Regions from separate parts of the Homo sapiens genome. Here all the other regions are linked to region 5. The links are chromatin contacts, found by Hi-C or POLR2A ChIA-PET in ENCODE. All regions are on one chromosome and are shown on one strand. The core of a region is the stretch at or near the end of the contact, and the rest is flanking DNA. Distances in the headings are between cores, read along the strand shown.

What was found. A loop is a pair of places that touch in the nucleus more often than their neighbours do. ChIA-PET counts read pairs that join two places held with the same protein, here RNA polymerase II (POLR2A). Pooled maps may share reads with other maps.
Region 1: a map of ascending aorta shows a loop between it and region 5 (7-fold over the local background). The contact joins the promoter of PHYKPL here to the promoter of MAML1 in region 5. A Hi-C loop is called at or near these places in 1 of 168 maps with a recorded cell type or tissue (ascending aorta), 1 of 37 single-sample maps with no recorded cell type and 9 of 50 pooled maps. POLR2A ChIA-PET finds 5 or more read pairs at or near these places in 1 of 52 experiments (A673).
Region 2: a loop to region 5 is called in a map with no recorded cell type, with 9 times the contacts of the local background. The contact joins the promoter of MGAT1 here to the promoter of MAML1 in region 5. A Hi-C loop is called at or near these places in 1 of 37 single-sample maps with no recorded cell type and 12 of 50 pooled maps. POLR2A ChIA-PET finds 5 or more read pairs at or near these places in 1 of 52 experiments (BJ).
Region 3: a loop to region 5 is called in a map of CD8-positive, alpha-beta T cell, with 26 times the contacts of the local background. The contact joins the promoter of CLK4 here to the promoter of MAML1 in region 5. A Hi-C loop is called at or near these places in 1 of 168 maps with a recorded cell type or tissue (CD8-positive, alpha-beta T cell), 5 of 37 single-sample maps with no recorded cell type and 11 of 50 pooled maps. POLR2A ChIA-PET finds 5 or more read pairs at or near these places in 2 of 52 experiments (HEK293 and activated CD4-positive, alpha-beta T cell).
Region 4: a loop to region 5 is called in a pooled map, with 5 times the contacts of the local background. The contact joins the promoter of N4BP3 here to the promoter of MAML1 in region 5. A Hi-C loop is called at or near these places in 2 of 37 single-sample maps with no recorded cell type and 2 of 50 pooled maps.
Region 6: a loop to region 5 is called in a map of PC-9, with 8 times the contacts of the local background. The contact joins the promoter of TRIM7-AS2 here to the promoter of MAML1 in region 5. A Hi-C loop is called at or near these places in 1 of 168 maps with a recorded cell type or tissue (PC-9) and 5 of 50 pooled maps. POLR2A ChIA-PET finds 5 or more read pairs at or near these places in 1 of 52 experiments (activated T-cell).
Region 7: a loop to region 5 is called in a map of gastrocnemius medialis, with 8 times the contacts of the local background. The contact joins the promoter of CTC-338M12.4 here to the promoter of MAML1 in region 5. A Hi-C loop is called at or near these places in 1 of 168 maps with a recorded cell type or tissue (gastrocnemius medialis), 1 of 37 single-sample maps with no recorded cell type and 6 of 50 pooled maps.

The regions. Positions count from the first base shown.
Region 1 is chr5:178,231,535-178,234,234 of GRCh38, forward strand. It overlaps PHYKPL (5-phosphohydroxy-L-lysine phospho-lyase), which reads right to left and starts at 1,268. Exons shown (of 13, transcript NM_153373.4): 1 at 958-1,268. The coding sequence starts at 1,016. It overlaps LOC112267937 (a long non-coding RNA gene), which reads left to right and starts at 2,504. Exons shown (of 3, transcript XR_002956238.2): 1 at 2,504-2,700. RefSeq lists silencers at 693-1,012, 1,093-1,502 and an enhancer at 892-1,430.
Region 2 is chr5:180,801,361-180,804,060 of GRCh38, forward strand. It overlaps MGAT1 (alpha-1,3-mannosyl-glycoprotein 2-beta-N-acetylglucosaminyltransferase), which reads right to left and starts at 1,446. Exons shown (of 2, transcript NM_002406.4): 1 at 1,320-1,446. RefSeq lists enhancers at 758-1,465, 1,466-2,172, 2,316-2,425 and silencers at 1,276-1,635, 1,806-1,885, 1,896-1,945.
Region 3 is chr5:178,625,651-178,628,350 of GRCh38, forward strand. It overlaps CLK4 (CDC like kinase 4), which reads right to left and starts at 1,400. Exons shown (of 13, transcript NM_020666.3): 1 at 1,296-1,400. RefSeq lists enhancers at 346-1,026, 759-1,368.
Region 4 is chr5:178,112,170-178,114,869 of GRCh38, forward strand. It overlaps N4BP3 (NEDD4 binding protein 3), which reads left to right and starts at 1,363. Exons shown (of 5, transcript NM_015111.2): 1 at 1,363-1,602. RefSeq lists silencers at 1,103-1,652, 1,733-2,052, 2,403-2,452 and enhancers at 2,491-2,700, 2,533-2,592.
Region 5 is chr5:179,731,377-179,734,076 of GRCh38, forward strand. It overlaps MAML1 (mastermind like transcriptional coactivator 1), which reads left to right and starts at 1,446. Exons shown (of 5, transcript NM_014757.5): 1 at 1,446-2,051. The coding sequence starts at 1,737. CANX (calnexin) reads left to right here. Exons shown (of 15, transcript NM_001746.4): 15 at 1-265. RefSeq lists enhancers at 989-1,088, 1,850-2,350 and silencers at 1,539-1,738, 1,979-2,038.
Region 6 is chr5:181,190,623-181,193,322 of GRCh38, forward strand. TRIM7-AS2 (TRIM7 antisense RNA 2) reads left to right here and starts at 1,268. Exons shown (of 2, transcript NR_183285.1): 1 at 1,268-1,518. It overlaps LINC01962 (long intergenic non-protein coding RNA 1962), which reads right to left and starts at 1,286. Exons shown (of 2, transcript NR_108031.1): 1 at 1,120-1,286; 2 at 424-723. It overlaps TRT-TGT6-1 (tRNA-Thr (anticodon TGT) 6-1), which reads right to left and starts at 1,136; the gene lies at 1,065-1,136. RefSeq lists silencers at 265-394, 1,015-1,094, 1,275-1,614 and an enhancer at 1,075-1,254.
Region 7 is chr5:181,245,223-181,247,922 of GRCh38, forward strand. CTC-338M12.4 (a long non-coding RNA gene) reads left to right here and starts at 1,319. Exons shown (of 3, transcript NR_109909.1): 1 at 1,319-1,660; 2 at 1,894-2,164. RefSeq lists enhancers at 254-1,182, 402-451, 1,183-2,109, 2,110-2,700 and silencers at 1,262-1,341, 1,442-1,521, 1,752-1,851.

The DNA.
Region 1 (2,700 bases), core at 18-2,517, 1.5 Mb before region 5:
GGCAAGGAGTGGACAGCCATGTCTGAAGACCGAAAGGGTGAAGTCTACTCATCGCAGACCCCCGCCCACCCCTTCCCAGTTTCTGGTGGCGGGGGGGAAATGAGAGCTGGAAGGGCAAGGTGCTGCTTCCCTGCCTTGTCTCTCCACTCCACAGGTGGTTGCAAAGCAGGAAGCAGATGGGGTAACAAGTCGCTGAAACTTCGGATTGTTTCTGAAAGCATTTTCAGCCTCTGTGGCCTCCTTGCTCATTTCTGCATGTGTCCGCGTCAGTCTCCCGGATCCTGAGAAAAGGTGGCTGCCCCGTCCCATGGGGACTCCATAAGGCCGCGTGTCTTCGATGGGATGGGCCAGGGCACCAACATTAGGTGCCTGGCTCTCAGCCCTAAACAGCTCCTTGCCAGCCACGTGGCCCTGCTGCCCCTCGCTGGGTGCCAGCCCTAAGCTCCAGTGGGAGGCGACCTCACCCACCGTCCCACCGAGGGCCCCCTCACAGGTCAAGTGTGCTGCCTGTGAACCGACTCCCCCGACTCTCCCTTGTCTGCCCTTTCAGCCCCCTCCCAGGTCACTCTCGAGCCAGGCCCAGGTGCTGCTGACGGGCCACCCTGGGTGAGGTCCTCTCAGGCGCCAGGGTGAAGGTCTTCTCCGGAGTAAAGGCTGCCAAGCGAGGCTGACACAGCCGAACAGCGGTGAGGGCGGGGCCGTCTCCTGAACTGGGCGGCCTGGAGACGGCGCTGTCGGGGAGGCGGCCCCGGAGACCACCCGCCGGGACTGCCCAACGGCGCCGCCCGCCTCGGGCCCTAGAAGCTCCAGCGGGGCCGGGGCAGCGGCCGGACGGGATGGGTAGCAGCGGCTTCCTAGCCGGAGGCGCGTGCGTAGTGCGTGCGTGCGTGCGTCGTGCGTGCGCGTGCCTCTCCGCGCAGCCCCGCGCCCCCCGCCGCCCGCCCCCCGCCCGGGTACCTGATGAGCCGTTGCCTCAGGGCCAGCGTGTCGGCCTTCGGGCGCTGGTCTGCGGCCATGGTGGGTGGCCGTCAGTCGGTGCCGTGACGCCACGCGGAGACGTCGCCGCGCGGGCTGGGCCTCCAAGGCCCCGCTCCGGGCCCCGCCCCTGCCTGGGTCGGGATTTGGGGCTCAGGTTCGCACTCGGCCCCGCCCCGAAGCGCCCGCGTTGCGGTGGTTCATTTCTTCGCTTGCCCACTGGGCCTGGCAGCCTTCCGGCCCGTGGTCGTGCCTTGGCAGTCCCGCGCAGGAACTCGAGCGCTGCCCCGTCTCTGGTTCCGGGACGCGCCCCGGGCCTCGCCCCGCAGGCCCCGCCCCGCAGGCCCCTGCGGCCTCCCTTCCGGGAAAGGGTCCCGGACGACCCCGCCCCTGCTCCCGGCGCCCAGGCGGGGCTCGGAGCTCCTGCAGGCCTTCTCTGGGCCAGACTCAGTCTTTGAGTCGCCTTGTGCATAAAATGGGATGAACTGTGAGGCCTAAGTGCGAGTATGTGACTGGTACCTTACCCGGGCCTGGTACACAGTAGGGGCCTCAGGGTGGGAGAAGCAGGTCCTAGGTTTTCCCAGCCCCATGAAGGGGCAGCAGGAAGAGCAGAAGGAGAGCCCAGGGTCCCTTCTGGGGCTGACCAAGGAGATCACCATGGGCTTGACCTTCAGGGCACCATAGTTCCTGCTAGAATCTAGGCAGGGTGAACCGGACGAGCTGTATCGTCGCTGAGAGAATCATGCAGCGTTTGGGCAAGAAGAGAGGTTGGGAATCCTCCTTGTGGTACATGTCGGTGACCCTGAAGCCCAGAAAGGGAAAGGGTTTTGTTGTCAGACACGCAGCAAGGCTGCAGAGGCTGGACTCCTACTGAGGTCTTCTTGACTCCCAGCCCAGGGAGTGAGAAGAAAAAGCCTCCCAAGGGGCTGGGATATGAGAGAAAAGCCCCCTCCTGGGGTGAGGCACTGGGGCTTTCTGCCTTGAAGAACCCTGGAACACGGGCCTGGGACTGCAGCAGGTGCAGGGGAGGCTCCTGATTGTCCCTTCTTTCTGTCCACATCATGATTCCCAGGCCTCTGCTTCACTCCCTCATTGCTGATTTCTTCTTCTCTTCCCAATACAGTTGTAAGATGCATAAGGCATTTATTGAACTCTTGACCTCAGATGATCTGCCTGCCTCGGCCTCCCAGAGTGCTGGGATTACAGGCCGGGTGAGCCACCGCACCCGGCCGCTTAAGGCATTTATTAAAGAACATTTGGAGTTTCTTTTTTCTTTATTGTGTAAAATATACATAACAAAATTTTACCATTTTAACCATTTTTAAGGATACAATTCAGTGGCAAAAGTACATTCACATCGTCGTGCAGCCATCACCACCATCCATGCAACAGGACTTTTTCATCTTCCCTAAAAGAATGGAATTTCTTATTTTTAACTGTAAAGCTGAATTGAATATTTTACATGATTTTTGGAAAAAATTCTTCCCAAATTAACTGCGAGGTTAACTGCTTGTGGCCTGTATTTTTTTTTTTTTTTAAAGAAAGGGTCTTATTCTGTTGTTCAGGCTGGAGTGCAGCATTGCAGTCTCTACCTCCCTGGGATCATGTGATCCTCCCATCTCAGCCTCTCAAGTACCTGCTACTACAGGTGCACGCCACCATACCCAGCCTGTACTTCGTTTCTGAGGATCAAGACCTCACAGACCGTGTGTGTGTGTGTGTATT
Region 2 (2,700 bases), core at 196-2,695, 1.1 Mb after region 5:
CACTACGTAAAAATTCCAGAAAATATAGACATGTCACAGGTAATGGAACTCTAACTGAACTGCTTTCATGTTCGTTCTTAGACCTTGGCTGGACTCCTGTATCATGTACCAGGCCCATAATTTCAGGACGGAAAAAAAAGAAAGGTAGTCAGAGAAGATACACTAAATAATTCAAGAGTTGAGAGAATAAGACCTAGGAGGGAAGGGATGCAGGTTATTCATCCTGGAAAAGAAGAGCTAAATACAAGTGCCACAAAAGGCATGAGGCCTGGGATTCAGGCGATCCAGCCAGCAAGCCAGGCAACTTTGGACAAGTCACTTGACCCACTTGTACCTTAGTTCTCTCATCTATAAGGTGACAGGGTTGATTTGGTTCATCACAAGGTCCCACTGCCTGGATACTGACGACAGTGACAATTTCCCTACTGCCCCGAACAGTAATGAGTTTCCCTTGTTAACACAGGCCACTGAGGTCAGGCATACCGCAGTGCTTCTAACAGTGAGAATGAGACACAGAAGCAGGGAAATGGGTGAGCTCAATGGTCCCCAGAATTGGGAAGGACCAGGACGCAGTGATTGCTGATGGAAGGCAGATCCTGGATGATGTGAGCACGTAAGAGCAAAGGCTACACGGCCTGAAAAAATACCGTAAATGACTGAAAATAAAGCTGGGCAACATCTCAGCCAGTGATGTTCTAAAACAAAACGGCAGACCCACTACAGCAGCAAGGGTTAACCAAAGTGAAGCTTCAGCCTTCAGGGAGCCGGCCAGCCACAGTCCCTCTACTTCAGAGTTTATCAGACGCGGGCACTGCACGTCCCGGGGCTCTCTACTCCACACACGTTAGCAAACAGGAAGAAAAGTTTTCTTGCCAACTTATTATATATATATTTCAACACTGAATCAACATTTCCTTTCTGCTGAGGAGAATCAGCCTCTATTAACTTGGGGAAAGGATGCTGGAGTGAGGTTAGGGGGGAAAGGCCACTCCCCAATCCCACCCCCTCCCTGCCCCGCACGCACGGACGCCCGGGGCCGAGTTTCACAACATCCTCCCCAGTCCGCGGAGCCCGCCCTTCCTCTAACAGCTGGAGGCCCGGGATTCCGAAAGCAGAAGGCGGAGTTCCAACCTCTCGGCTCGGGAAGGGACTAACGCGCAGCTGGCACCGGGTCGGACCGGGCCGCTCCCCAGCCAAGCCCCCTCTCGCTAGCACTCATGGGCACCGGGGCTTTGGGGCGACCCGACGTCCCTTGGGCTCCCTCTCGGCGCCCGCGAGGCCTCCCCCGGTCTGACCTCCGTCCCCGGACACCTACTCACCAGGTCCTCCCGACGTCCTGGCCCCGAACTTGGCCTGCTCCGGGGCGCAGGGAGCGAGCCCGGTGCCCAGGCGCGTCCCAAGCGCTGCCGCGGCCGCCTCGCCTTTCGACTCGCCAGCCCTTTCTGCGGCGCGCCGGGGCCGGACGGCCGGGCGGGCAACGTGGCCCTTCCCCGGCAGGCGGGGCGGGGCGGGGCGGACTGAGGGGCGTGACCGACAGCCCCGCCGCGCCCCGCCCCCCGGCCGGCGTCCGCCAGGCCCCCTCCTCCTGGCCCGCCTCCTTTCCCCGCCGCTTCTCAGTCAACCCAGGACCCAAGTTTTCCCAGGACCCCAACTTCGGGAGTCGGCTTTCCGGCTCCCTGGCGCAACCCTGAGGGTGGACGCCCGACCCCACCCCTGCCCTCGGCCCTCCAGCGCAGCTGCCCAGCCTGGAGCCGCGCCTGAAGTGGGCCCGCAGTCCAGGAAAGGCGTTCACCAAACCCTAGGCCAAGGGCTGGGAGCCAGTCCCCCCACCCCAACCCAGGGGAGGCTGAGGAGCCCGGGTGGGAGCCCCAGGGTCGCGTGGGGCAGGGACAGAACAGGAACCAGGGTGCCCGACGGGGGGCCGGGGGGAAACACCTGTGCCAAAGCAAGCCGGGGCCAGCTGTGGCTTCTTCCCTTTTGTTTTTCCTTGGTGGGTGGGGAATGAGAGCTTCAGTTCTGAGTAAAGAAAGCGAAGAGAGACCTACCAGCAGGGGAGGCCCACCAGCCCTAGGCGGGAAGGACTCGGTCACAAGCTTTGGCGGAAGCACCATGGAAAAGCCTAGAACGGGTCTGCGCCCGGCTGGTGTTTTAAAGGGGAGGAAGGTGCGGACCTGAAGAGGAGGTGGAGGTGGACCCAGGCCCACCGAGGGGAGGGAGGGACAGCTCTTCCATAGCAAATACCTGTCGCTGAGCCAGGAGTAAAGTCTGGCCGGGAGGAGGACAGACGCAGAAGACCAGGGGCTCCAGCGCACAGAGCCAGTTTCGCCAGCGATCAGGTCTGAGGCCTGGATTCCACGAGGCCGGTGCAAGCCAGGAGCCAGCCCCACTCCCTCGCCCAGCTCCCTCCGGCCTGGCCCTCTGCAGAAGCCTGATGCCCACCCAGCTGTCTCACCATGGGACCCCAGGCGGTGAGGGTGGGTAGCCGAGGACTACAGGCTGCTGGGTAGCTGACTTCCCCAAGAAGGGCTGCTGCCATGTGATCAGGACCCACGCCCCTGACATCAACCCCTCCCCCGTGTTCCAGAGCACGGAGCAGCCCGGAACTCTGCGGCCTGTGGTTACTGACTGACTGCTCACTAACTTGTTTCTACATGAAACCACGAATCGTGCAGGGTTCTAGAGAAACAAAGGGCCGCGCGC
Region 3 (2,700 bases), core at 150-2,649, 1.1 Mb before region 5:
TTTCCTCTTCTACTGTAAGTCTGCTTACAACCAGCTAACCTCCAGCAAAACAGAACTCTCAAATTATCAGTTAATATGCAAACATTAAAATAAGAACGAGCTCCGTTGTGAGAGTCCAAAATTCTTCTCAAGTTCACTACTTCAAATGTAATTCAGCTGTTAGTCCCAGCCTCTGACCTCCCCCACTCACCCTGCAATGTTCAAAAATATTTTATCTGGAGGCACAAAGATCACCCGACCCACGTTCTACGTGGTAAGGTTCCTTCGCATACATAAAAAAGAAAAGCTATCTAGAATCATGACACTGCCTCTAATAAAGCATCCCACATGCTAGAGTAGGTATCTTTCAAAAAATAATGACACAATGGATCTCATATGTAGATCCATCGCCACTGCCCTTAAGATCCTGTAGTTCTTGACAACTTTACGCTACGTACATGGCTTAAAAACATCGAAACAGGTTATAAGTTTAGGATTGGATGGCTCCAAGAGGACTGCATTTAATGGGTTACAAGCCTGTAGGGGTGTGTAAAAAGCACAATCGCACAGGACAGCTATGAGGCAAGACAAAGTGGCTGGCGAGTTCAGTTTGCGGGGCGGTTTCCTAAGGATCGGATAAGCCTATCTGGACTATTTAGGCAACCAGGGATAATAAGATGCAAAACCACCAGAAACGCAGGTTCGCTGCAACAATGTTGTGTTCAGCATAGCACAGAGGACTAGCCTCCGCAAATTTCCACCTCTCACAAGCAGCTACTGCCCTCAACCACCTGGATTTGCACGGACGCCCGGTCCCCACCTCCCGGCTCCTGGGCACCCGGCCAGTGCCTTTGGCGCACTCAAGACAGGGGCAAATGCTTGACTCTGGAAAACCCCCGAAACGCTACAAACGGCCCAGGCCAGGAATCCAGGGGAAGACTTGATCTCCGACAACACGAATGCCAGAGACGGCTCTCGAAGGGTCTCCCGACAGGTCCTAGCGCCCGCCGGCTGGAAGAGGTCCCGACAGGGTTAACCAACAGCCGCGCTCGCCAGGCAGCAGGGGACCGCGAGCCCACGGCCTCCGGAGCCGCGACGCGAGCGGCCAGGGCCCTCAGAGAAGGGTCAGCGGCAGAACCGCGACGCCCGAGCAACTTTCGGTGCTGCCGGCGTGCACCAGCCGAGCAGCGCCTCGCAGAACTCCCAACTCAGCTCCAGAAGCCCAGGCCCCTAACGCGGTCGTTTCTCCGACACCTGGCTCGGAGACCTAAAGACCGACAGCCGCCTGTCCCAGCACACACCATCTGCAACCCTACCTCCGCAAAAGCAAATGGCCCTTCGGCCGAGAAATGTCGCCAAACTGCCGTCTTCCCTCCTCGGCCGCTGCGACAAACACCCCACAAAATGGCGGCAGCGCCGTCGCCCTAGAATCCCCCGAGTCGCCTCTAGCACCACCTACGCCGCGCGAACGCGCCTGCGTGACAGAACCTTGCGCGCTCCCGCCGCTCCACCTAAGGGCGGGGCTCCACGTGACGTAAGAGCGGGGCTCGAGCCTCCACACTGCGGCTGCGCGGCCCAAGCATTTCCACCCCCCCCCCCCCGCCCACCCGGTCCCGGGGCCTCTAGGCCGGGAGGGTGTTTACGTTCTCTACGGGCTCGGGTGGAACCGGGAAGGAACGCCCGTGTCCCGCCCTCAGTGTGTACCGCGTGTCTGCCCCCTCCCCCGGGACCTCAACTCCCGCAGCCGGCACCCGACAACGGCCCCAAAACCGCCTAGGGCGGGCCTTGGCTGGTCCCTGGGCTGTTCCCTGGACTGGGTGCTTGTCCTGCCCACTTGGCGCTTCCAGTCTAAGGTGGATTCGGACAAAGAGGCTGTCTCAGAAAACAAGCTCAAGGGGTGCTAATCTTTTCAAGGCACGTGCTCCTATTCAGAACAAAACAAAAACCCGGAGGTTTCAATGGAGACTCCTGACAAGGTTTTCCTGTTAGGATCCCTACCTCCTGAGCAGTTAAGGTCGCTGGAAGTTTCCCTAACGAAGTTTTCCCCATTTTTTTTTGTCCCTGCGGGCTGATTTTATTCAAGGCTGAAAAATGTCTCTGAGCTAGTGATAGTCCGTTATGGGGCTTGCTTACCTCAAATAAGGTATTCTGCAGTTCTGAGGACCCTCAGGCAGTTCCCCCGTGTAAGTATGTAACATGAGAAATATTAGGGTCAAAGTCGGAGCCCTGTGGGGAACACTCAAGGGCCAGAGGGAAAGGGGCCTGAGAAGGAATGATCAGCAGAGGAGGAGAACCAAGAATAGGGTGTCAAAGCAAGGAAGGGCGTAAGTGAGGGAAAGGGTTTAGGTGAGACTGAAGATCGTGGGGGGGGACGGCGGGCGGGGTGGGGGTTGGCTTCTGTATTCTGACGGGGATTCGCTGGATAAAAGGGAAAGCTAGAAATCAAATTTGGGAGGGTAGGGTTGAACTCTTGCGGGTATTAGCCCAGTAGCATGTGGGAGACCTGTTATCCTGTTAGGTGAAAGGAGGGAACGGAAATACCTTTAGTGATCTAACATGATAGAAACTTGTGCCATCTGGTTTGGGTAAGTAGGGTAAATTTAGATAAATCTCGGAGATTGTACAGCATTTCAAAAAGTAAGTTGAATTTTCATGGAGATTGCACTCCAAGAAGCGAAGTTGAAAAGAAACTTGGAAAACTGGAAGGGTAAACTCTTTATG
Region 4 (2,700 bases), core at 113-2,612, 1.6 Mb before region 5:
TTATAAATGGCATCATTAACACATGTGGGCTTTGTGTCTGGTTTCTTTCACTTGCCATGTTTTGGAGGTTTATCCATGTTGTAGCAGGTATCATCAGTGTTTCATTCCTCTTTTTCTTTTCTTTTCTTTCTTTTTTTTTTTGAGACAGGCTTACGCCATCATCCAGGCTGGAGTGTAGTGGCACAATCTCCGTTCATTGCAACTCTGCCTCCTGGGTTCAAGCAATTCTCCTACCTTAGCCTCCCGAGTAGCTGGGATTACAGGCTCGCTCCACCATGCCTGGCTAATGTTTGGTGTTTTTGGTAGAGATAGAATTTCGCCATGTTGGCCAGGCTGGTCTCAAACTCCTGACCTCAAGTGAGCCGCCTGCCTCGGCCTCCCAAAATGCTAGGATTACAGGGGTGAGCCACCACATCAGGTCTTTTTTTTTTTAAGATAGAGATGGAGTTTTGTGAGTTGCCCAGGCTGTTCCTGAACTCCTGGCCTCCAAAAGTGCTGGGAGAGTTCAGACATGAGTCATCACATGGCGTTCATTTCTTTTTTATGGCTGAATAATATTCCACTGAATGGATCTACCATTGTTTGCTTACACCCTCATCAATTGTTAGTTTGGGCTGTTTCCACCTTTTGGCTCTTTGACTATTGTGACTAGTACTGCCAAGAACATTACTTGTTTGAGGACTATAATTGCCGGATCATATGGTAACTCTATGCTTAACTTTTGAATTAGAAACGGTGTTTTAATTTTTCGAATATGACTCCTTTACGTGTCTGTGTCTGTTTCCATGTCTTCCTACTGTCTTAGTAGGAAGCTCACGACTCATTTGCGTAATTTTTCTGGCCCCTGAAGGCACCTGATTTTGCTGCCCCTAGAATACTTTGGAGGCAAAAAGAAAATAACTCTGTGCCCAATTCAGCCAGAGTCGTGGGGTAAAATCTTTTCACTTCTCAAAGTACTACTGTGGTTCATCCCCAAAGGGGGGAAATCAGGTTTTCCGGAGAGGAGGCGGCTACAATTAGGGAGGTGAGGGACCTCACGCGCCTCTTCCTTAGAGGAGGCGGGCGAGGCGAACGGCGGAGGAGGAGAAGCGGGGGCGCTGTGCGCTCTCTGGGGCGTGGGCCGCGCTCGGGGCTGCCCACCCCTCGGGAACGAGCCGGGGCGCTCAAGGAGGCAGCGACGCGAGGCGCAGCCGGTCCAGGTTTCGCCCGCCACCGCCGTGCGGCGCCTCTGCGGGTCAGGGCCGGGGGCGCGGTCGGGGCCGGGCGGGGCCCAGGTTGGCTCGCGGGTAGGCGGCCCCGCCCCCCACATCCGGGGGCCGGGGCCGGGCTGTGGGCTTGCCGCGCGCCGGTGAGTCAGGCCGGGTTTTCCCTCCGCCTTTGGGGCAGGCGATCGAGCGCCGCGGAGCGCGTCCCTCCCTCGCCAATCCGGCTCCGGCGCCGGCGCCCGCCCGCGTTTTCCCGGCGCCTGCCGCTCCGCCGCTCCGACCCGGCACGCAGTCCCGGCCCGAGCCGACGCCTTGCAGGAGGGTTCAAATCCGCGCGGGGGAGCTGCGACGCGCAAGGGCTGCGGAGCCGCGGGCCGGCGAGCGCGTCGCCACCATGGTAAGTGGGGCGCGCGAGGGGCTGGGGACCCGGGCTGGACTCGGGGGGTGGGGAGGGGTGGGGCGGGTCGCCAAGGTCTTGTTTTCGGGCGTCCTTGGCAAAGCTGCTGTCCCGCTGGCCGAGGCTCCCGTCTGAGAGATGGGCGGGGGTGGCAAGGTGCGGCGTGCGCCCAGGTGTCCCCTGCTCCCGGTCACCGAGGCACCGGATCGGGGACCGACCCCGATGCTCCGCTGGAGGGGCAGGCGGCAGGCTACCTTGCTCTCCCCAACCCCTGCAAACGCGCTTTCCAGGGAGCAGCGCGCGGGACCCCTGCGCCACGGCTGGGTGGGGCAGGCGTCCTTGGCGCCGGCGTCTGACCTCGGCCTCCGCCCCCCGGCCCAGCCGCTCCCGGCAGGCCTCAGGGAGGGGCCAGGAGGAGACGCGCCTCCCACCCCGCCCCCCAGGTAGCTCCGGGACCTCCCGCAGCTTTGGGGAACCCTCGCCTTCACCCCTGCTTTCCTGACACAAATTCCGTGGGGATGCAACCTCGTTTGCCCCTCTGACTTCCCCATGAGATCTCTCGCTTCCTCCCACACCTCCTTTATCCCCCAACCCCCTGCCGGTCCACCAGGCTGCAGCTGCGGGTCTGCGGGTAGGGGACATTCCTAGGTCTTGACCGCCAGAGCACCCGGTCCAGTCCCGGCCACAGCCTTTGGCCCAAGTGAGGGCTGGCCTGGGGACAAGCCGAAATCAGGGCCCTGGCTGTATCCAGAAAGAGAACTGAGACCCGTTGCCTCCCACTGGGCCACCCCCCGACCCCAACCACATAGGAACAGATTGGGCCTGGCTGTCCTCGGGAGGGAGCGGACGCAGGAGGCCATCCTGGGCGCGGTTATCAGCCTCCTCCCAGGGCCCTCCCAGGCAGGGCTTCTCTACCGGCTGGCAGCGTGTGGTGTGCATGTGCCAGACTGTGAATGAATGCGGCCAGCCTGCCTCTGCCACCGCCTCTAGAGCTAGCATAGCGACTCGGAGTCCCCATGAGGCAGGTTTCCTCTATTTCTTCCTGACCTGGGGGGCAGCAGGAGGGATTCCAGGCCTGGTGGACCGCAGTCTAGGGCA
Region 5 (2,700 bases), core at 196-2,695:
CATACTAAAGAAAAGTATGTACACAGAATGTAGTGCTCCTAGTTACTATTTTTTCTATTAAGAAATAGTTTAGTTCTGGTGTAAAATTTGTTTGAATGCTAAAAAAAAAAAAGCAGGACTGCATTATGGCACTTTTGCCTTGGTGGCCCACTTTCTCCATTTAAAACATTAGGATTTGTATTTTTCTGCTGCGTTTGTATGAAGACATATTTGATTGTTGTTTTCTCTTGATTTTAAAATAAAACCTCATGAGCCCTAGTAAAAAGCTAGAGTAACGAATGTTTGAACTACTGATGGTGTATCTCAATGTGCAGCCTCCTGCCACCTCCTGCTTAACCTTTTAGCAATTAGAGTGCCCATATCTAGAGTTCCTGATATCCTTTGGCATCACACTATCTAGTTTTAGTACTAACACTGTTTGATTGCTCCAGTCCCTCTACTCCCCTTTGCCTATTAGTTTTAATAATGGGGCATAATTTGTCTTGGTTTGGTTTTGTTGAGTAACTCAGTTTTACCTAAAGGACTGTTTTTGGTCCGGCGCGGCGGCTCACGCCTGTAATCGCGGTACTTTGGCAGGCCGAGGTGGGCGGATCACCTGAGGTCAGGAGTGGGAGACCAGCCTGACCGACATGGAGACACCCCGTCTCTACTAAAAATACAAAATTAGCCGCGCGTGGTGGCGCATGCCTGTAATCCCAGCTACTGGAGAGGCTGAGGCAGGAGAATCGCTTGAGCCTGGAAGGCGGTGGTTGTGGTGAAACGTCGTCCTTTGCATTTCCAGTTCCCTCTAATGGAGCTGCACTCTTGCATGCTTTTGCTCACATCTTCTGGACTTTTTTTTTAAGTAGTGAGTAATACTGCACTTTTGAAACTTGCTCGGGCTTTTACAAATAGGTGGAAACTACCAGTGATTCGGAATGTTGCAAGAGGAAACTACCAGCTCACTAGACGATTCTGACCAATTATGGGGCTGGATACAAGGAATAAGGTCAAAGTAAAACGGCTGACATTAAAATAGCGTGGCTACTTAGAGTTTATCAAAGTCGAAATTTAAAAAATAATTTAAAAAAAAGGTCTCTGTACTGCCAGGCGGGCGACAGGGACTGGCCAGCTGCGCCGCACTCGCCTGCCAGATTCCCCTTTTCTCGGGGTAGCCGGAAGGGCCTGCCTTCAGCGGGTGCTGTGCAGGAAACCAATAGCCGCCTCTTGGACGGGCTCCTGTCAGTCACGCTTAGCTCCGCCCCCAGGATTAAGGCCCGCCCAGGGGCTTCCCTCCGCCCTTCGCTTGAGAATTCCTTTTAAATACCGCTCTGGCGCCCGAGCGCGCCTCTTGCGTGCTCGTCCCCACGCCCTCGGGCGGCCGGTTCTTCCTTCTCTGATTGGCCAGGGCCCCTGCTCATCAGTCGTGATGCACAAGGTCTCTTACCGAGGCCCCGCCTTCTTCCGAGAGGCCCGAAAACAATTTTAAGATGGCGGCCGCGGCGGTAGCGCGGAAAACAATGGGGCCGGGGCGGTGGGGAGAGGCCGAGGCTTGAGGTAGGCAGCAAGCGCCGGCTGGGGGTCGGGCCGAGCGGGGCAGGAGGAAAACCCGCCGCCGCGCGCGAGCCCGCTCCGCTGCCCTCGGGGGCATGGCGCGGCCGTGAGGCGGAGAGGGGTAGCCGCGGGGAGCGAAGCCCGCAGTGCCAGCCGGCCCCGAGAGGCCCGGCCCCGGGCCCGGCCCGTGCAGCCCGCGGCCCATGGTGCTGCCCACCTGCCCCATGGCGGAGTTCGCGCTGCCGCGGCACAGCGCGGTCATGGAGCGCCTTCGCCGGCGCATCGAGCTGTGCCGGCGCCACCACAGCACCTGCGAGGCCCGCTACGAGGCCGTGTCGCCCGAGCGCCTGGAGCTGGAGCGCCAACACACCTTCGCCCTGCACCAGCGCTGCATCCAGGCCAAGGCCAAGCGCGCCGGGAAGCACAGGCAGCCGCCCGCCGCCACGGCCCCGGCGCCCGCCGCCCCGGCCCCGCGCCTGGACGCCGCTGACGGCCCCGAGCACGGCCGCCCGGCCACGGTGAGTAGGGCGCGGGAAGGCGCTTGTCGTGGCGGCAGCCCCCTCTCCCGAAAACGCTTCCTCTGACGCGGATCGGGCCGCTGGGAGACTTCCCCAGGCGTCCGCGACTCCTGGATCTGGCTGGAGAGAGGGTAACATGGCAGGGAGCTGAGAGGTTGTCATCTTTGGGAAGTGGCACGGTGGCGTTACTTTGGGAAAACAGCGCCTTGAGGGCCTTGCAGGAGGCCCGACCTGGGAAGGCTGGCGAACGCTAACCGGAGGGTTTTTCTTCCAGACTTGATTCCGGGATGTTGAGATCTTTATTCGAAATAGACTAGCATTCGAGTCGCCTGTGATGGAGGGAGTTCCTGCACCGTAGGCCTGGCCTCATTTATTCTGCAAATGTTTATTGGGTCCTTGCCCTTTACAAGATCCTGTGCTGTGAGCAGGATCAGGGCTTTCATGTGGAAATAAGTCGGCCTTTGGTTGACCAACTGAAACTCCTCTGAATGGAAAATCAAGAAATTTTTGGAAAACTTAGTAAAATGTTCAATGAGTTGCATATAAGTATTCCTTGTTTAGGTAGCCTGAACTTTGTGAACTTGAGATTCCTGCAATATTGTTGACAATTCTAGTTTTAATTTATCAGGCCTGTTTAAAATCTCTGATG
Region 6 (2,700 bases), core at 18-2,517, 1.5 Mb after region 5:
CGCTCCTCCACGCCTCCCAGTCAAGGCAGTCACCCCTCCGGTCTCTACCCAGGTGGCCCCGAGCGATTTTCTCTTCTCTGGTTCACCGGACAGGGATTCCGTTTTCGAACCTTGAGCTACCCTGGAGTGGTCCCGGTATAAGCCGCGGCCCCACCTGGGACGGGGACTCGCTCAGAGCTTTTTTGAGGTTCCCTCCGGCTGGAGAGAGGGCGCCTGCGACAGGGGAGTGTACGGCGGGACCCAGCGCCGCCTCCACCTGTGCCCAGGCCTCCAAAGTGCGCGGTGCGGGGAAGACGGAGGCGGGAGCCGTCCCGAGACCCCCAGGGGGCCAGTCCTGCACCTGGGCAGCGCCCCCACTGTTCACTGAGGACTTGGGCTCACTTTCTACACTTCCGTTAACAGCAAGAATAAATCAGTCAGAAGGCCAGCATACCTTAGTTATATATTTTGTCTAAAATAAACTAAAATTTTGTTTTAGGCTGAAAGCGAATGTGACAGGTAGAGCCGTTACTCCCGGGTCATGAATGTGGCCGTCTGCGCTTTTCCGTGTTAACTCCACAGGAAGAAATCAGACCTTGCAGCACGGAGGCGGCGGGGACCCGAAGGCCGAGGGCGCGCAGCCGCCAAGCGCAGAGCCGCAGACCAGAGCCTCAGCGCGCGCGTCGGGGAACGCCGCAAACAAACGCATGGCGGGAAGGGGCGCGGTAGTGCCATCGTCTCCCCCTGGAGAGAGGGAAGGAGACACGAGGGCGAGTCCCTAGCTGGAGTGGGAAGACCGGAGAGAAGCGGAAAGACGCTCCCGGGGAGCGCGCAGAAGGAAGTGAGCGGGGTCGTGGGGAGAGGGCGCGCGGGGCCCAGGGAACCCGTGATGGAAAAGGAAGCCCGCAGTGGGTCTGACTCTTCAAGAGATAAGGAAGTGGTAGGAAAGTAGCCTTGCGCGGTGGGTATCTTAGAGGCAAAAAGAAAGTGACTCCGCCAGGCTCTGGCCTCCCAGGAAGGCGGAAGTAGGCTTGCCTATCTTCCACTTTTCTATCTTTAAGGAAAGAATAGGAAAAGACGGAAGCAGGCCCCAGCGAGATTTGAACTCGCGACCCTGGTTTACAAGACCAGTGCTCTAACCCCTGAGCTATGGAGCCGGCTGTTGGTTTCCTTTTGACACAAAAGCAGTTGACGCTGTCGCCGGCGCCGCGCAGCCGCAGTCCGCTGAACCCTCGGCCGAGTTCTGTGGCTGCTGGACCCAAGCTCCTCCCACGGCCGCAGCCATCTTGCCCGTGCGTCCGTGGCACGGAACGGCCGTTAGTCCCGGCAGAGGGCTCCGCGAAGACAGTGCCGTCGTTGGGCGCGCGCGCGGGCGGGAGCTGTCGGGGCGGGGCGGCACCGCCGAGCTCCGAGCTGTGAGGACCGCCCCGGGCCTTGGGCGGGGCGGGGGCCAGGGAAGGGCGTGCGCAGGATTGGGGAGCACGTTTTGCGTCTTGCTGTGCGTGAGGAAGCGGGGATCCAGGTCAAGGCTATGGAAAGGTCAGGGAAGGGTGTCAGTGCGCCCGTCCTGCAGGGAGTCCAGATCCGAGAGGTTAGGGCGGGACCTGGGGCGAGCTGGGCGGTGGGGGAACAGTGGGGTCATCAGGAGGTGGAGGCCCAGCGGGAGTGTGGCGGGGGAGGCGGGGAATCAGGAGGGCCAGGTGTTTGGAGGCGCTGGGGTGGGAAGGGTCCAGGCGAGGTTGCGGGTGGGTGCCAGCCCCGTCTCACATTTGGATGAAGTAGGAAAAGGCAGCTTTTAGGGTACACCCTGACATGTTCTGTCAGGGCCCTTAAAGGGCCCACGGGCCGGAGGAGAGGGGAAAAGGATGAGGGCTCAGCCTGGCAAAGGACAGAAAGTGGTGGGTGTAGGAGGTGGACCTTGGTCTGGTGGCCTAGCCTGCCCTGTGCTCCCTGCAATGCCGGGTGACTTGGGTCACTGGGCGGCCAGGCCAGAGGTGGGCCTCTAGGTGCCCCCCATTCTGGATGCTGAGGGTCCCTGTGAGGGTCTGGCGGCAGAGGCCTGCGCTTATGGGTCAGCAGCTAGGACTGATGGGTTGAATAAGAAGGGCCCAAGTTAGGCCAGTTGTTCTCACAGACCCAGAGGTCCCTAGAGTTTATGATGCCCAGAGTCTAGGAGAGGGAAATGCACACACATGCCCTCGAGGACACCAGCATCCTGACATCCAAGTTACTGTACTGCCCTGGTTAGCAAGAAAGAACATCTGTTCCCTTCTCTATGCAATTGTTACAGTAACTGTTGTTACATTTCTTAAGATACATAGCTATATATGTAGTCACTCTGCAAACACACACACTCTGATAGACACACGATTGCACTCATGGACACAAAAACGGAAAATAAACATGCGGACAGCTACTCCCAGTCCCCAGACCTGACCCTCATGTGACACCTTCACCAGACATGGTACTTTCTGGGACCTGTAATGTGTGTTGTGATGCCCAGCACATTTGTTGGATGGTACAAAGGGAATTATGATACTTAATCAAAAAGCCATACAAGCCAGATAACATTAAGGCTTAACGGTAACAATAGGTGATTCAGTTAGGAAATTAATGTTAGAGATCGGTTTTCCTTGTGGAAATCAGTGGTATTCAAATGCCTGAATTGGCTACCCGGTTTTAGAGCTGCTCTCCATGTATGAGCAGGACATAGGATTCACT
Region 7 (2,700 bases), core at 69-2,568, 1.5 Mb after region 5:
AATAAAGGGGGCATTATACCTAAGTATATACTTTTCTATTTGTGACATCTATCAACTTTCGTTTCTCATCTGTGAAATGAGATTGGAAATAATATTAGTATCTACATTACATGGTGGTGTGGAAAGTGAAGAAGCAAATGTAAAGCGCCCTGAACAAGGCAGAGTAAATGTTGTGAAACTTAGCACCTCTTGGGTGCCAGGCCTTATTTTAGGTCTTGGGGACACAGCTGTGAACAAGACAGAGGGGGGACCCTGGTTTGTTTTATTTGCAGTTTACTTCCTACGGTATGCGAAGAGGGGAGAACATTGGAACAGAGACACGGAGAGAGCCCTGCGGGTATATGGGAGAATAATGTTCCTGTGGAGGGAAGTCAAATGGGGGAAAAATATTTCAATCGGAGGGAAGAGTTAGTGCCAACGTACTGAGCTGGAGTGTGGAGGGGCTGAGGACAGAGCAGGGAAATGGAGGGTGCAGTTAACCTAGGGCCTTGAAGGCCTGGAGAAGAACCTTGGCAATGTCTGCTAGAAAGCCTGCGTAAAGGCAGAAGACAGGCGAGGGAGGGTGGCAGAGCTGCCGGAGGCTGTAGACGCCCAGGTGTGCAGGGAAGGCCAGGATCCCTCCCTGAAACAGCTTGCTCTCCTGGTCCTCTGCAGGTTCCCCTGCCTTCCGCCGCAGTCTCCCTTGGGCTTTCCGGGACGTTGTCCTGGCTGTGGTCCTCCGCAGCCTGTGGACCATCCTAAGGCTCCAGGTTTGTATACATCACCTGCCTCCTTGGCACCCCCAGCTGACTGTTCTTTCGCTTTTCCAATACGGGACTCAATCCCTACCCAGGTGATTGTGGTGGTCGTGGAAGACCGCTGCCTTCACCCTCCCGCTAACCAGCTTGCTGCCCCCCACTCGGGTCATGCCAGCGCCTCCCTGAGCCCTCGGGCACAAATAGGTGAACGACCACACCCGCCTCCCGCTGTGGACTGAGATTCGCGGTGCGAGGGGTTCCCGGGTTGAGGACCTAAAACGCCGAGGAGTTCCAATTTGTCCTCGAGAACACGGGGTTTCTCCATTCGCGGCCGTCAACAGCACTAGATCACAGTTACATTTTTTTTCCTTTCGCGAAACCTCATTCGGTTCTCTTTTTCTTAAACGTTCCACAGGGAGTCCAGGTCCCCACCCACGCCCAAGGGAAAGGCCTTGCCGCGCCGCGGGTCACTGTCCCGGAAGCGGGAGGTTGCCACGTCCGGCCCCACCCTGCCCCGCCCCCTTTCCCGCTCCGCTCCGGGGCCGCCCTCTTTCCCTGCCTCGCGACACCCAGACCGAGACCTCGGGAATGCTCCGGCCCCCTGCCGCCGTCTCCCGGCCCGGTTCTCTTTCACTAAAAATAGGCGATTCTGGCAGCGCCCCTCCTATGGGGCCTTGGGGGCAATTGGGGTTTTGTCTTAGAGCCCGTGTGGACCCGGATGGCGACGGCAGCCCGAGGAGAGGGAGGGCTGACTGTATGGTTGGCTTTCCGACGACCAGACCCTGCAGGATTCGGCCTTTCCCTTTGGAGTTTTCCTCCATCCCCCTCCGTCCCTCCCAGGGGATGCCCGCAGGCCACAGTGGTCACTGAAGGTCAACCCTGAGCCGAAGGAGAAGTGGCCTCGACCCTGGGGACCCCTTCAGGTGCAGCTTGAGGGGGAACGGCCGCCTTTCCCGTTGGGCACCCAGCTGTGGCTGTGCCCTGTCCTCGCCCAGCTCCCGGCATAGGCATGCGCTCTGGGCCGGGGCCGGGGCCCCCCGCCTCCCCGGGAGGAATCGCTGGGTTGACTCTGGGTCAGCAAAGGGAGCCCGGCCCTTTCTAGCGGGGGGACGTCCTGCAGCCGCTGGAGGAGGCTGAGTCACGCTTTTCCCACCAGAAGTCTACCTGTGCCTGCGCCCGCCGGACCTGCCGGCCTCTTCCTTCTCATCCAGGGGGCCTCTTCTCCAGCCTCACGGAGGTGGGAAGCTTGCTGGAGGCCCCTACCTGCCTTTTGGGGAAGACCCCGAGGCTGGCCCACGCCCTGCTGGCAGGACCCTTCCTGACTGGGTCCACCGTTCTTCTGGGTCTCACCACTTCTCCCAGCCCCTGGGCTGCTTCCTCTCTCCCGTGTCTGGGACCCCAGAGGCACCACTTCCATTCCATACAAGGTAAGAGTCCCAAGGAGAGGCCGGGCACGGTGGCTCACGCCTGTAATCCCAGCACTTTGGGAGGCCGAGGCGGGCGGATCACGAGGTCAGGAGATCGAGACCATCCTGGCTAACACGGTGAAACCCCGTCTCTACTAAAAATACAAAAAATTAGGGCGTGGTGGCGGGCGCCTGTAGTCCCAGCTACTCGGGAGGCTGAGGCAGGAGAATGGCGTGAACCCGGGAGGCGGAGCTTGCAGTGAGCCGAGATGGCGCCACTGCACTCCAGCCTGGGCGACAGAGAGAGACTCCGTCTCAAAAAAAAAAAAAAAAAAGTCCCAAGGAGAAATTGGAGAGGCTCTCCTATGAAAATCCATCTCACCATTCCTTTTCTGAGGAGTCCACAGGACCTGTACAGTTGGAACCAGCCCCTCAGGCTTCCCTGCCAGAGCCCTTTTCTCCAGGAGCAGAGGCATCCATCCCCTCCTGCCAGCATTCCAGACCCTGGAGGGCTTGCGCGGTGGCAGGTTTTCCCTTGAATGCTGAGGCGAGGCTGA